Linked DNA regions of Homo sapiens: region 2 is linked to region 1. Evidence: chromatin contacts called from ENCODE Hi-C or POLR2A ChIA-PET data. All regions are on one chromosome and are shown on one strand. The core of a region is the stretch at or near the end of the contact, and the rest is flanking DNA. Distances in the headings are between cores, read along the strand shown. Region 1 overlaps FHOD3 (formin homology 2 domain containing 3). Region 2 overlaps TPGS2 (tubulin polyglutamylase complex subunit 2).

What was found. Hi-C counts contacts between places; a loop is a spot of excess contacts on that map. ChIA-PET counts read pairs that join two places held with the same protein, here RNA polymerase II (POLR2A). Pooled maps may share reads with other maps.
Region 2: a pooled map of left cardiac atrium shows a loop between it and region 1 (3-fold over the local background). The contact joins two enhancer-like sites. A Hi-C loop is called at or near these places in 5 of 168 maps with a recorded cell type or tissue (K562, body of pancreas, gastrocnemius medialis and 2 more) and 3 of 50 pooled maps. POLR2A ChIA-PET finds 5 or more read pairs at or near these places in 2 of 52 experiments (MCF 10A and Panc1).

Annotation. Positions count from the first base shown.
Region 1 is chr18:36,705,966-36,712,677 of GRCh38, reverse strand. FHOD3 (formin homology 2 domain containing 3) reads right to left here. Exons shown (of 29, transcript NM_001281740.3): 18 at 3,287-3,583. Among named protein-coding and RNA genes, the nearest start is that of TPGS2, 120 kb to the left of the region's middle. RefSeq lists an enhancer at 4,961-5,462. Within about 2 kb of position 3,982, at least 2 of the 41 ENCODE cell types and tissues checked have a DNase peak (open chromatin) inside an H3K27ac peak, as active enhancers do.
Region 2 is chr18:36,809,849-36,816,112 of GRCh38, reverse strand. The region is part of intron 2 of TPGS2 (tubulin polyglutamylase complex subunit 2); the gene reads left to right. Among named protein-coding and RNA genes, the nearest start is that of TPGS2, 16 kb to the left of the region's middle. Within about 2 kb of position 3,529, at least 3 of the 41 ENCODE cell types and tissues checked have a DNase peak (open chromatin) inside an H3K27ac peak, as active enhancers do.

The DNA.
Region 1 (6,712 bases), core at 2,733-5,232:
CTCTCTCCTCCCCAGATTCCGATGAATTGGCGTTAGATCGAGTCTTATTGTCTCACAGGTCCCTGAGGCTCTGTTCATGTTTTTCAGTCTCTTTTTTTCTGTCATTCAGAGTTCGTAATTTCCACTGATTTGTTTTTGAGTTGGCTAATCATTTCTTTTGTTGTCTCCAATCTACTATTAAGCCCATCCAGTAAGTATTTTTTTTTTTTGTTGTTACTGTGTTTTTCAGTTCTACAATTTCCCTTTGGTTCTTTTTAATATCTTTTATTTCTTTGCTGAGATATTTTACTTTTTACGTATTCCCTAAGTGTTTGTAACTGCTCACTGAAGCAATATCATTATGGCTGCTTCAAAATCCCCGTCACATAATTCCAATGTCTGGCTCATCTCAGTGTTGGCATCTGTTTATTGCATTTTCCCATTCAAGATGTGATTGCCTTAGCTCTTGAAATGATGAGTGATTTTTCCATTATGTCTTGGACATTTTATGCTTTATTAGACTTTGGCTCCTATCTAATCTATTAGCTGGTAGTCACCCTTTTTAGGTATAGCATACAGGTGCTGGTGGAGGGAGATGTTCAGCTCCTTGCTGGATCTTTCTGTCACCACCCCAGCAAGAGCGCTGACTCACACTGGCTCATTGCAGATGAGGAGGGTAGAACGTCAGTGCCCCCTCCCTTGGCCTCACTGGCATCTTCCCAGGGAAATTAAATCACTGACTCACATTGCCTTATTACCTCCAAGGGACGCGGGAGGTTCAGCTTCTTATCAGTCTCCATTGACTCTGGGTCAGGTTTTTCATTAGTGCCTGTCTAGGGTACAAGTATTAATAAGTAAAAAGCCTGTGTTCTATTCTGTTAGGCAATCCTTTTCCCAGTCCTTTGGCTAGGGGAATAAGTTTTACTTGGAGCTTCACTGTCATATAATTTAAGTCCAGAGGTTCCTAGGCAGTCTGCATTCTTCTTTCCACTTTTCACAGTCCTCCTCTGATTATTCTGGTATTCTCAGGGTGCTGCTATGTTGGTTGTAAGAGGGAGGACCCAGGAGCAATGAAGCTTCCCCATCTTAGCCAGACGCCTCTTCATTTATTCATCGATTGTTTTGTGAGACCCTGCTAGGAAGTGAGGACTCACGATGAATAGACAGACATCCCCACCCTCACAAAGCTGACATTCAAGTGGAGACAAAGGACAATTATGCAAGTAACTACAAAAAAGTAAAATGTATGTTATGATAAAGCTTCTCACATGCATGCCCTAAAGTAGAACACATTAAACAAAGAAAAATTAAACCACATAACTGGAATGAGACTTTTTCAAGTCCTACAAATTCATTTTTGACATAATCATTAGAAATACGTTTGAGAATAATTTTTTATCTCTAAGGTTGCTCTGTGATTTGACAGCACTCTGAAAAGCAAGAGCTATAATGACATAGCTGCCCGGACTCCACAGTGGCTGATGATGCCTGTGAGCAGTGAGATTTTTTAGGAACCAATAAGCTACAGTAAATAAACATGACCAACTCTCATAACAGCACTGAAGCAAAGCAGAAAAATCATTGCAAAGCCCTAATTTCTGCTTCTAAATACTTGGACATTGCCCACTTTGGTAGAAAGTCAGTGGTTCTTCACTGGGAACGGTTTCCACTTTTGGAAAATTGTCCTTCTTTGGAAGAATATTGGACAATCTGATCCAAGAAAGCCCTGTCGCCTGGTATATTTTTACTAATCCAATTTCTTGATATGTTTTAGGCCTGCTAAACCCAGTTATGATTAATAATTCTTAAAGCTATTCCTAATAAATAAAACATGATTTAAGACCAATCTGATCAATAAGACTTACCCTACACCCAGTATTATGACAATAATTACATTAATATGAATGATAAGAAGAATTTGGGGGACTAACTGTAATCTGACTTTGAAAGAAATTAAGTAAATATCAGTATATATAATACCTCTTGGCACATACATATTCAACCAAATGAAGACACTGGATTTTCAATGCAATAATTCCTAAGATGTAAACTAATAAAGTCTTTTATCTTCTTGTTTTTACTGCATCATAGTGACCAGCAATATAAAGCATAAAATCTAGTAGTATATTCTAACTGGGAAAAAATCCAAATAGTAACTATTTTAGACTACGCCATTGACTGACAGGTCTATTGGAAGACATTCTGGTTTCATTCATTCGTTCATCCATGCTTCTGAGACAATGTATTTTTAATCTAGGAATGAATAAGCCATTCATGGGTCATGGCACTGGTTGGCAGGCCTTTGTAGAGGTGTCATATTGCCCTTTGGGCCTAAGACATCGACTCGAGTGGGTGCCACTCATATGTAGCTTAAGAAAGGCTGGCCCATAAGACATGACTCCACTGGTTAGGAGTGTTTGTTGAGGAAGGAGGCATTCTACCACCTTGATAGCACACAAGTCATGGGTAGGAAAAGTAATCCTGTGGTGTCACAGATCATATGAATTATTCACGATTCCTATAACCCTCTGTGGCACCCTTCTCAAGTCCTTGGTGAGGTTCTTTCAGGCTAAACCAAACCTATAATCTAACATTCCATTTGGTCCCTAATTCTAAAGTTACCATTCATAGGAGAACTGAATGAGTATTAAGTGTAACATCAAAAAGATATACTTCCATAAGGAAAAGCATATACTTTATACAAAGAAAAGAATAGTTATGAGTGTAATATAGAAAACAAATTATCTATATTCCAGTACATCAAATTGACCTCAGTAAACTGTGTACAATTTTTTGGAAATACTCATTCAATCCATTTAAACAAATCTTTCCCAGTCTGAAATGTCCAGTCAAAATGATTAACACACTTCAGTAAACACATTTTTAAAGGAATAGATGACAATGTGACAGTTTCTAAACTTATATCAAAAACGGAAAAAGCCTTACTATTATCAACCTTACTATTATTCACAATGGAACAGTCAGGGGGAAGTGAGAGGTTTCTCTTCTGGGGCTTATTCCTCAGGAAAAGCCCTCCTTATCGGGGCCCTTTTCCCCAGGTGTGGAGGTGATGAATGTGATGGTGTGGCAGACAGTTTGGGGGCTGTCTTTCTACAGGGCAGAAGGCTGCTGGCTGGCTGCCAGCGTGGCCACACTCCTTGTCCCCAGACACTGGGTGACACAGCCACATGAGTGGGTTGACCCAGGTCACCTCAGAGGCCAGCCTGTGGACAAGCTCTTAGAGAACCAGCCCCTGCACCCCAGGCCTCCCTGGCACATGCCGACTGAAACAAGGGGCTTCATTTACCAGTTGTCCTGTCCCTGGAGAGCTTGTCCTCCTTCTCCTCCCTCTCCAACGTGCTGCTGGAGGACGAGACGCTGGAGGCAGAGCAGTTGTCCCTCTCGTTCACCCCCTCGTTCTGCCTCTCTTTTTCACTGAGGGAGGCTCTTTCTTCCGGCTCTTGCTCTAGTGCCTGCTCCACTTCAGTCTCTGCACCCTCGTGGGCAGAGGCTATGTCCTGGCCAGCTTCATCAGCAACCTGCCCCGCCCCTGCCTCTGCTTCCGGTTCTGCCTCTGATTCGGGTTCAGGATCCCCGGCACTTGCTGGTGGAGACAACAATGGAGATTATATTGACGACAGATTTCTTGGAAGGGTGAAGTGAGGTGAGAATGAATGTGAGGTTGATTTCTCTGTGGTGGACAGATGTCCAAAGATGGCCCCCAAGAGACCTATGCCCTGGTTATTCAAACACTCATCGAGGCAATGCTGTGAAGGGATTGTGCAGATGACAGGAAAGTCCCTAGTCAGTGACCTTACGATATGGAGGTTTACTAGATGAGTTGGATCCAATCAGGAAAGGCTTTTAAAGGCAGAGAGTTTTCCAATTGGCAGCAGAAAAGGAAGTCAGAGATTCGAAGCAGGAGAAGGATCTGCCACATCACTGCTGCTTGACAGGGAATGCAGGTGGCCTCTAGAAGCTGAGAACCACCACTGGTCAACAGCCTACCAGGAACAGGGACTTCAGTTCTGTGGGCACAAGGAACTGGATGTTGCTATCACCCTCAATGAGGCTGGAAGTGGACTCTTCCCAGAGTCTCCCAATAAGAGCCCAGCCAGCCGCAGCCTTAATTCCAGCCTTGTGGCAGTGGACAGGCAAGGTCAAGAGCTCAGCTGAGCTGTGCTAAACTTCTGACAGATGGAAACTGTGAGATAATAAACGAGTGTTGTTTCCAATCGCTATGTCTGTGGAAACTTGTTACACAGCAATACGAAACTAATATATAACCTTTTTGCCTGTTTAGGGAAAGAGAAACAAAATCCATGGTGGATCAAGCTGATGAAAAACAGCTAATGTGTCCTGAAATCAGTTGGCTGAACCAGTGAGGTTCATCACCCTTTTCTTGGGTTATATTTGCTCATAATGTGAAGTTAGTTTGAGATTTTGAAAGCAGTTTGGAAGAATCACTCATGGTCACAGTCTATTTGCAAACCTATCAACGCTGGAGATTTGATGCTGTCACTGAGGTAAGATGATCATGTTCTCACTCGTGTGACACTCTAGGGAACAGGGAAATGGCACAATCTGGCTTATGCTTTTTTAAAATTTTTTTATTTTTATTTATTTATTTTTTCTGAGCAAAACCCTCAGCTATGAGCTGTGGATGTGTAGCAAAATGATCGAGAATACACAAAATTCTGAGCCAACTGCCACACATGAAGGCTGGAGGAGGGTGGCTCACTCTTAAGGGAACTGCCCTCAGGCTGAGCAAAGCCCACTCTTCTGGAACCCTGGCAATGCACTCTAAGGGTGTGTGCTTGAACCCTAGGTACACACTGCTCAAAGCAACACAGAAATTCTGGCAGGGTCTACGCATGGCAGGGGCTGGAAGGGACCTGCCCAGATTCCATGAGAACACGCAGATCAGGGCAGCTCTCTGTGGAGGCATCCTGCGGCACCAGGTAATGGGCACGGCTGGCCATGGGGTGCACAGAACCAGCCCCCCAGCAGGCTGGGCATGGGCATTACTAAGGGAAAGGGACATTCAGGCCTCACTAGGCAGGGGGCCCAGCTAACCCCAGCTTCCCAGCAACTCATTCTTCAGGACCCACGGGGCCATCACCCCCCAATCCTTCATCTGCTCTCAGGCTGCCATCCTCTGAGGATGAGTCAGGGAGTTAGCTGGGCAGGGAAGATGCAGTGGAGCAGATGAAATGTCACCTTTCCTGATATTCCTGGGCAACTTCCAAATCCCACTCCTCCGTGGAAATGTCCCCAAGTGCCAGGTAGGAATTTGGGGGTGGAGGAGTAAATTCCTCTCCTTTGATTACAGGTTGTGCATCTTCTACTGGGAACTCCAGCCTGGGGCAGGAACCTGCTTCCAGGGAAGGCTGGAGGACATGGGGAGGGGCAGCAAAGACCCCCCTGCAGCTGAGGGGCTGTCCCTCCTGGGCATCCCAAGAGGGGAAGGCTTTAGGAACTGGAGATCTGAGGGCATAGTTTCCAGACAGAGATTCATGGGTGGCAGTTACAGAAGGAAGCCAATGGGCACACAGCTGTGAGGCCACGTGTCTGAGAATGAGAGCATCATACACTCTTCCTTAAAAGTAAAAACTGTGCTGGGTCATGGGATGGAGTGAACAGGCCTTTTAGAAACATTCCCTTTGGTACTGAAGGAATTTTTATGGTAATTTCTTTTTCATCTGATAATAGAGTATTTAGGAGAGATACAAAACCCCATTAATTTTACAAGCATGGCAAGAGCACAGCCTCAGCAGCGGCAGCGTCATCATTTGGTTGACAGAAAGCACATGTTTTTGCACACATGGACTTCAAAATAGCCACATCAAAACAAAAATGTGTTTCCAACAGCCCAGCATGTGGCATGGACTGAAGTTTTAATTGGTAAGCATATGGTGAAAACCAGCAAGGGCCCCTCCTGGCGGCTTCATTACAGACAGGGACATGGGGTCAGTTGGCTGCCATAAGCCTGTGTCTACTCACCACCCCAGGGATCTGGGCAAAGTAGGGAGGCTCTGTGATTGATGGCTATTTGACTTCAGCCTGCGGGTGTGCACTGCCATGTTCCATTCCACTGAACATGCAGGACTCTACCCAAGCAGCGGCTCTGGCCCTGATTAGGCTGCCTGGGCAGGTGTGCTAACAGACACGCGAGCTCTGGAAAAGCCACACTCTTGTGGGGGAGGAGTACAATTTCATCCCAATACACTAGGGCCTAACTTCTTGGAATCAGGTATTTCAATTTGTGATTTCAACCACTGGGGTGGTATCTTTTTTTCATGACTGCTGGGGAGGTAGTAATCGGCAAAGTCATCTCCTGCCCAGAATACATGACTCAGTGTCTACAAGGTCTGATTGCAAATCTGAGGCCATCCTAATGATGAACAAATTAAATAACTGTCACACACATTCAAGTCAAGCAAAACTGCCAGGGTCCACGGCAGAGCCCTTCTCTAGCTGTCTTAATCAAACACAGGAAAGTTGTCTGAGGGCCAAGACCTTGCCTTCCTCTCCTGCTGGAGGGCCCCAGCGTGGTCCTGGGGCCAGCGTCTGCTCACAGCATTCTTACTGATACTCAGGAAGCACCCAGGACAGCCCTGAGACTCCACACCGAACTCCAGAACATTTCTCCTCCCCTTTCCCATTATCTTTCAGCAGGATTTCCCTCACTCATACTTCTCTCCGTGCACACACACACACACACACACACACA
Region 2 (6,264 bases), core at 2,280-4,779, 100 kb before region 1:
GGGAGAATACTTGTGAAGGTACCTAAAATAATCAGATACGTAGATTTGGAATTTTCCTTTGAGTTCTTTAGTTAAAATATCTCAGATCTAAGTTCAAATATGCCAAATCTAATATACAAACAAACAAGGTGTGGTCGTGCACACCAGTAGTCCCAGCTACTTGAGAGGCCAAAGTGGGAGGATTGCTTGAGGCCAGGAGTTCAAGAACAGCCTGGACAACATAATGAGACAACTCCTCAACCCCTGTCTCTTAAAAAATAAGTAAGTAATAAAAATTTTAAAAATAAGATACTAACAGTATTAGGATCAGTAATATAAAAATGTTTCTTTCACCTGAGTTTGGCATGTCGGGGCTTGTAAAGGCCTGGGATGCTTGGAAGATAAGATAGCCTTTGGGGTGTGTACCTTTTGTTTTAAGATTCCATTTTTATGTAACACTTTTTTTCTGATTATGCTAAACAAAACAGTCAAAAAGGTGTATTGAAAATACAAAAAAAAAGTCTCCTAGGATTTTCCTACCTAGACATAACCACAGCTGGTGTATTTTTGGTTATGTGTGTGGGTGGAGGGTAGGCATTGGGATCCCTTACAAGTCCATGAATGGGAAGTTGTCCGTGGACTCCTTGAAGTGTATGTCAGATATGTTTTTTTTGGGAGGTGGGGGAAAAGGCTTTTTCAGATTCTCAAAGGGACTCATAACCCCAAAAAGTTTAAAACAGGTTTTTGTATAATTTTTTCATTCAAAATGGGGCAATACTCAACATGCTATTTTCTTACCTACTTTTGTCTCCTAAGCAGTGGAGGGTAGAAGTTTTGGACTGCTCTGTAACTCGCTTGTCTCACTTTCTCACCCTAGAGGTTACTGAAGAGCATGTTGACACAGGAGCAGGCTTGATAAGCCACCCCTGCTGTGTGCCTGCTTCCAGAAATGCCTGTACCAGAGAAGCAGGAGGATCCCAAGGGGCTGATAATTCCTACTTCTCTAGAGAACTGACCCTAGAGGCCTGTCTCCTTGGAGACACCTCATTTAGAGCCCAGCCTCCATCTGGTGTACCTGGTGATCACAGCTGCATAAATACATTCAGATAAGGCCCCTAAGAAGGGGCCCTTTGCCCTTTTGGGCTATATTTGCCCAAATATATCCAGAGCTTTGGAATAGCTTCCAAATAGAGATCCCCTGCAGACTCTATCCCTGAAACTCAGCTATGGAAGGCAGCTCCAAATGAAGAAACTACAGTATAAGTAAAACTGGGATAAATGGGTAAAGTCTTCTCCTTAAAGAGCTCTAAGGACTGTATGGTACAAGACATAAGGAAGAATATGCCTCAGAAATCACTTTATTCCAAAGCAACATCGGAATAAAGTGGAAGCTATTTCCAGAGCTTCCTCTGGGAAGCTCACTGAGATATGTTATACTAGTAAGGATATGGAAGCATTTTGATGTGGGAAAAACACACTGGAGTAGAAGTCTTATGCCAGCTCTGGACCCTTGGCTAAGTAATGTAACTTCTCTGGATCTCATGTTCATCATGTATAAAATAAGTAATTTGAAATCAGTGTTATTGAAGGACTCGTCCAGGTGTAATCTAGTCTTTTGTGATTCTATACTGCAAATCCAGGAAGAAAGATTGACAACCGAAACCTAAATGATCATATACCTGCTTCAGTCCCCTGAGGTTGGAGGGAAATATGAACAACCTTTTTCCATGTTTATATATTTGACCATTTTTTCTTCTTAAATACACAATTTCAGTTTGTCTGCCTCTGTGCAGTTGTATGATTCATGTTCATTGTGCCTGCTACCTGCCTTTTGTCATGATGGTCCATAGTAAGGCCCAGTGTCTACACTGAGCTTTTCATCTTTCAAGCACCAGGAAAGCATCTGCCTCTTAGTTCTCATAACATCCTGGTGCCAGAAGAGTTATGTTATTATTAAGCATTTCAGTGACATTTCATAGTTGCAGACGGCTTTACAATTCTTGATTGGTTACACCCTCCAATCCCCAGATAAAAATTCAGTTTACTGATGGTGAAACCATGGCCCACAGAAACCAAATGATTTGGCAGAATATCTCCTTTTTTTTCAGACTCAGTTTTTCTACAGTCTACAGAGTGGGTTCTGAACCTTCTTGAAGATCTGTTTGTTACACGCCCCACTGTGAATTTATGATAAGCATTTCCAGTAGAAGAAATCATCCTGCGACACCATGTGACTAGTGACCCCCTCACTTCATGCTCTTACTCTGCCTGGGAGATTCTCTGTGTTCTCCACCAGTCAACCCTTCTCTCTAGCACTTCACTTCTTTCTCCTGGCAGCTTCCCCATAGGGGCTTCCCATCTCTTTAAAATTAAAAACAAAAAACCTTCAACGTATATCTCCTTCTAGCTATTTAGCTATTTGTTGCTTTTCATGCCAAGTGTGTAGAAAAGTTGTCTACACCAGGGGTTGGGAAATGTTTTCGTTAGAGGACCAGATAGTTTATGCTCTGGCGTTACAGTCTCTGTCACAACTACTCATTTCTGCCATTGTAGCTGTGAAAGCAGCCATCAAAAGTACTGAAATGCATGTGTGTGACTGTGTTCAAATGAAACATTTTTACAAAAACAGGTGACAGGGTGGATCCAGTGGCCATAGTTTACAAATTACCATCCTTCCTTCATTTCTCAGTTATTCATCCTGCCACAGCCTCTCTTTAGCCATCACCATTCTTGGATACCATTCTGTCAAAATCACTAGGACCTCTTCATGGCTAAAGACTTACTTCATCTCACTTGGTGTGGCTCCTGCATGCCCCACAGTTAGCCACTCCCTTCTCTGCTAGCCTCTCCTCCCTTGGATGCAGAAGCAGAACTCTCTTGATCTTTTCCTTCCTCGCAGACTCTTCCCTCCTAGTTCTCTTTGCCCCTTCAGCTCCACAACACTTACCTATTAAACATTTATCTCTATTTAAATTAGGAATATGTTTGGCTTAAGGAAAGATAAACTAGCAATAGCTTAAGCAAATAGGAATTAATATTTTTCATGTATCAAGTCCTGAGGTAGACAGTTGCAGTTGGTTCATCAGTCCTGACAATGTTAAGCCGTTATCTCTGTAATTATTTTGTCCTTTTTCTTTATGGTGCCTCTGAGTAGAAAAAACACACACTGTTTTTCCTCTCCTGTTACTCCGCAACAATCAACACAGAAAATTTCCATGACCAAATGTGTGTGTGTTGCAAGGGGGAGTTCCCAAACACATCAACAAGCTATCAGTTCTGCAGTGAATACCAGCTGGGTGTCCTCCAATTCAGTTCCGACACTGTCTCCCTGGAGATAGCATCAGATCCCATAGGTTAAGGGCTCAGTCTCACAAGACTGCCCTCACTTCCAATGCCAATTGCAAGTCCCAGGTTGTTTTACCTGTGCTTCTGACCCACCAGCTATAAATTGGGGTTCCCATGACCCCCTCCTCAGGTTCAATTAATTTGCTAGAGTGGCTCACAGAACTCAGAGGAACACTTACTTAACATTTACAGGTTTATTACAAAGGATACAGATGAAGAGATGCACAGAGCAAGGTGTGGTGGGAGGGGCGTGGAACTTCCCTGCCATCCGAGAGCACGCCACACTACAGGAACTTCCATGTGCTCAGCTGTCCGGAAGCTCTTCAAACTCTGTCTTTTGGGTTTTTATGGAGGCTTCATTATGTAGACATGATTGATTAAACCATGGGCCATTGATAATCAACTTACCCTTCAGCCCCTCTTCCCTCCCTGAGGTCAGGGGGTGGGGCTGAAAGTTCCAACCCACTGCCTGCCTTGGTTGTTCTGGTGATCATCCCCCATCCTGCAGCTACCTTGGAGATGCCAGTCATTTGTCAACTCTTTAGCACACAAAAAGATGTCACTTTGGAGATTCCAAGGATTTTAGAAATTGTATGCCAGGAATCTGGGACAGAGACCAAATATTTATTTCACAATATCATAGTGGCAAAATAACTGCTACAGTCTGAGCTATCATTTCCAAGCTCAAAAAACAAAAAAGAGGTAAGGGATGTGGCCAGGCATATCTGTCACCTTTTAACAGGACAGTGAAAGTTTTCTTAGAAACCTTCTGTTTTGGACTTGTGTTTACATTTTAATGTCCAGCAGTAATTGCAGGAGGTTCTGAAAACAAGTATTTAATAGGACACATTGCCATCTCAGACAAAATGAAGGTTCTGCCAAGGAGAAAAAGGAAGGTGGATTTGAATAAGCAATCCATGTGTCTGACACAGCCTTCTCTGCCCCTTCCCTCATTTCTCTTTCTGTTTCTAGTGCCCCACACAGTATTTATCCCATAATAGATACTTAATAAATGTGAAATGAGTAAGTGAATTAGATAAAACGCAAAAGTCAGAAAGAGTGTCGAGCCTTCCCAAGGTTGCCTAACTTCTTTTCCACAAGCAATCCTTAATTGCATTCCTGAGACTCAGGCTACCACACCCACCATCTCTGAAGCAGAGCAGCTGTAGATGCAAAGGCTTCCCCCACTAATTCCCCCAGTGGTAGAATTTTGATGATTATATAAACTTGAGGGTATTACTCTTCTGAAGGTTGCCTCATATGAGCTCTGTCAGACACACAGCTTCACCAAGACTTGTGGTGCCTCTAGACAGGCCAATATTTATATATTTTTTTCTTCACGTATTTTTAGAGGGAGACTAATGGTTCTGTGGAGAAAGGATTTTGGAAAAAGTATGCTACCTTTCCTTTGGCTGTTAAGCAATGCAGCTCTGGCCCCAAACTCTCATACCCTACTCAACAAAACAAAAGGGTTCAGTTAACCAAGCCCTCCACCTCTCCTAAGGTGGGAGTTTGAGAATATATTTGGGAATTCTCTTGGGGATCTCACACCATCCCTCCACAGCTCATCCAGGTTTTCCTCCACTTCATGGAATGTCCTCCCTGAGAAGAGTTTCAGGAGATGCCGTTGTGCTCATTGCCACAATTTCCAGCAATGTTCTCATGCTCCTTGATGGACGTCCTGGGCAGCTCTTCACCTGGCCATGGTTGCAGACCAGCCAGAGAGCCAGCTCAGCATGGACCAGCACCTACAGAGACATTGATTTCTGTCCTTTGGGCCCTATGCTGACCTGATCCTGCATCTGCTCCCTAGTTGGGAAGTGGCCTCTAAAAGTGAGGGGAATAATGGGGTGCAGGATTGTCCAGGAGTAGAAAAGGTGAGTAGAAGGCAATGGACAGCCCCTAGCCCTTCCCTTGAGGCCCAGTGCTATTGGTTTTCTGGAATCTTGTTGATAGCTCCCAAAACAAAAAAGTGGCTCAGGTCCTTCATCTGATGAAGTAGTAACAGAGCTTGTGATGGACTCTTTCTAAAGTAGCTTAAATAAACCATTGTAGATTATCTCAGGAGAAGAAAAGAAAGATTAAAAATTAGGAACTATGTGACAGAATCACCACTGGGCTAGAGATTGCAGATACCATCTTGATGCAATCAGCTGTTAGTTCAGATACCAGTCGTTGTTACTCTCCCTTGTTGGCTTTCTCCCCAGACCCTCTCTCCAATCCTGATATTACCCTCCTCCATTCACTTTCTGCCGATCTTCCTCCTCCCTGCCCTCCTATCACACCCCCCAAAATATAGCCTGGGCATGGATCTGTGTGGGAAGAAGCCCTCTGATGTGGGCAGATTGCTCCCTGTGGAAAAGCAAACTCTTTTCAGGTTGGTTAGAACAGAAATTTTAAAACGGCAGTAACTGAGTCACTGGCCAGAAAAAAAAAATGGTGAGATACGTTAAAATTAGGAGAGGTTGTTTACTTTTCTCTCCAACCTTAAAGGACTGAAGCAAGTATGTGGTCATTTAAATTTTGGTTGTGAACCTTTCTTCCTGGATTTGCCCCACTCAGAAGAGCTACATGCAGTAGGAAGGCTGGAGAACTGCAGGCCCAGCAACTGCCCCAGGGGTGCTTGGGGCAGAAGGGTCTGCAGCAAAAAGCAGCAGAGTCAGGGCCGCTAGTCGTTTAAATTAGAATGACAGTGAGGGATTGATGTTTTTCATGAATTTGGTTTACTTGAATATTTTTATGTATATTAGTATTTGAAATGTGTGTTAAATATTTGATTTCACAGATTTTTTTCTATTTGTATGAATTTTGAATAATTGTAAAAAATATTGGTATAAAATAATACCAAAACTTATTTCTTGGGTGAAATAAATACCATAACAAATGTTATAATTACTATTAATTACTGGAATTATTCAGCCTGTCTTACATATGAACAAT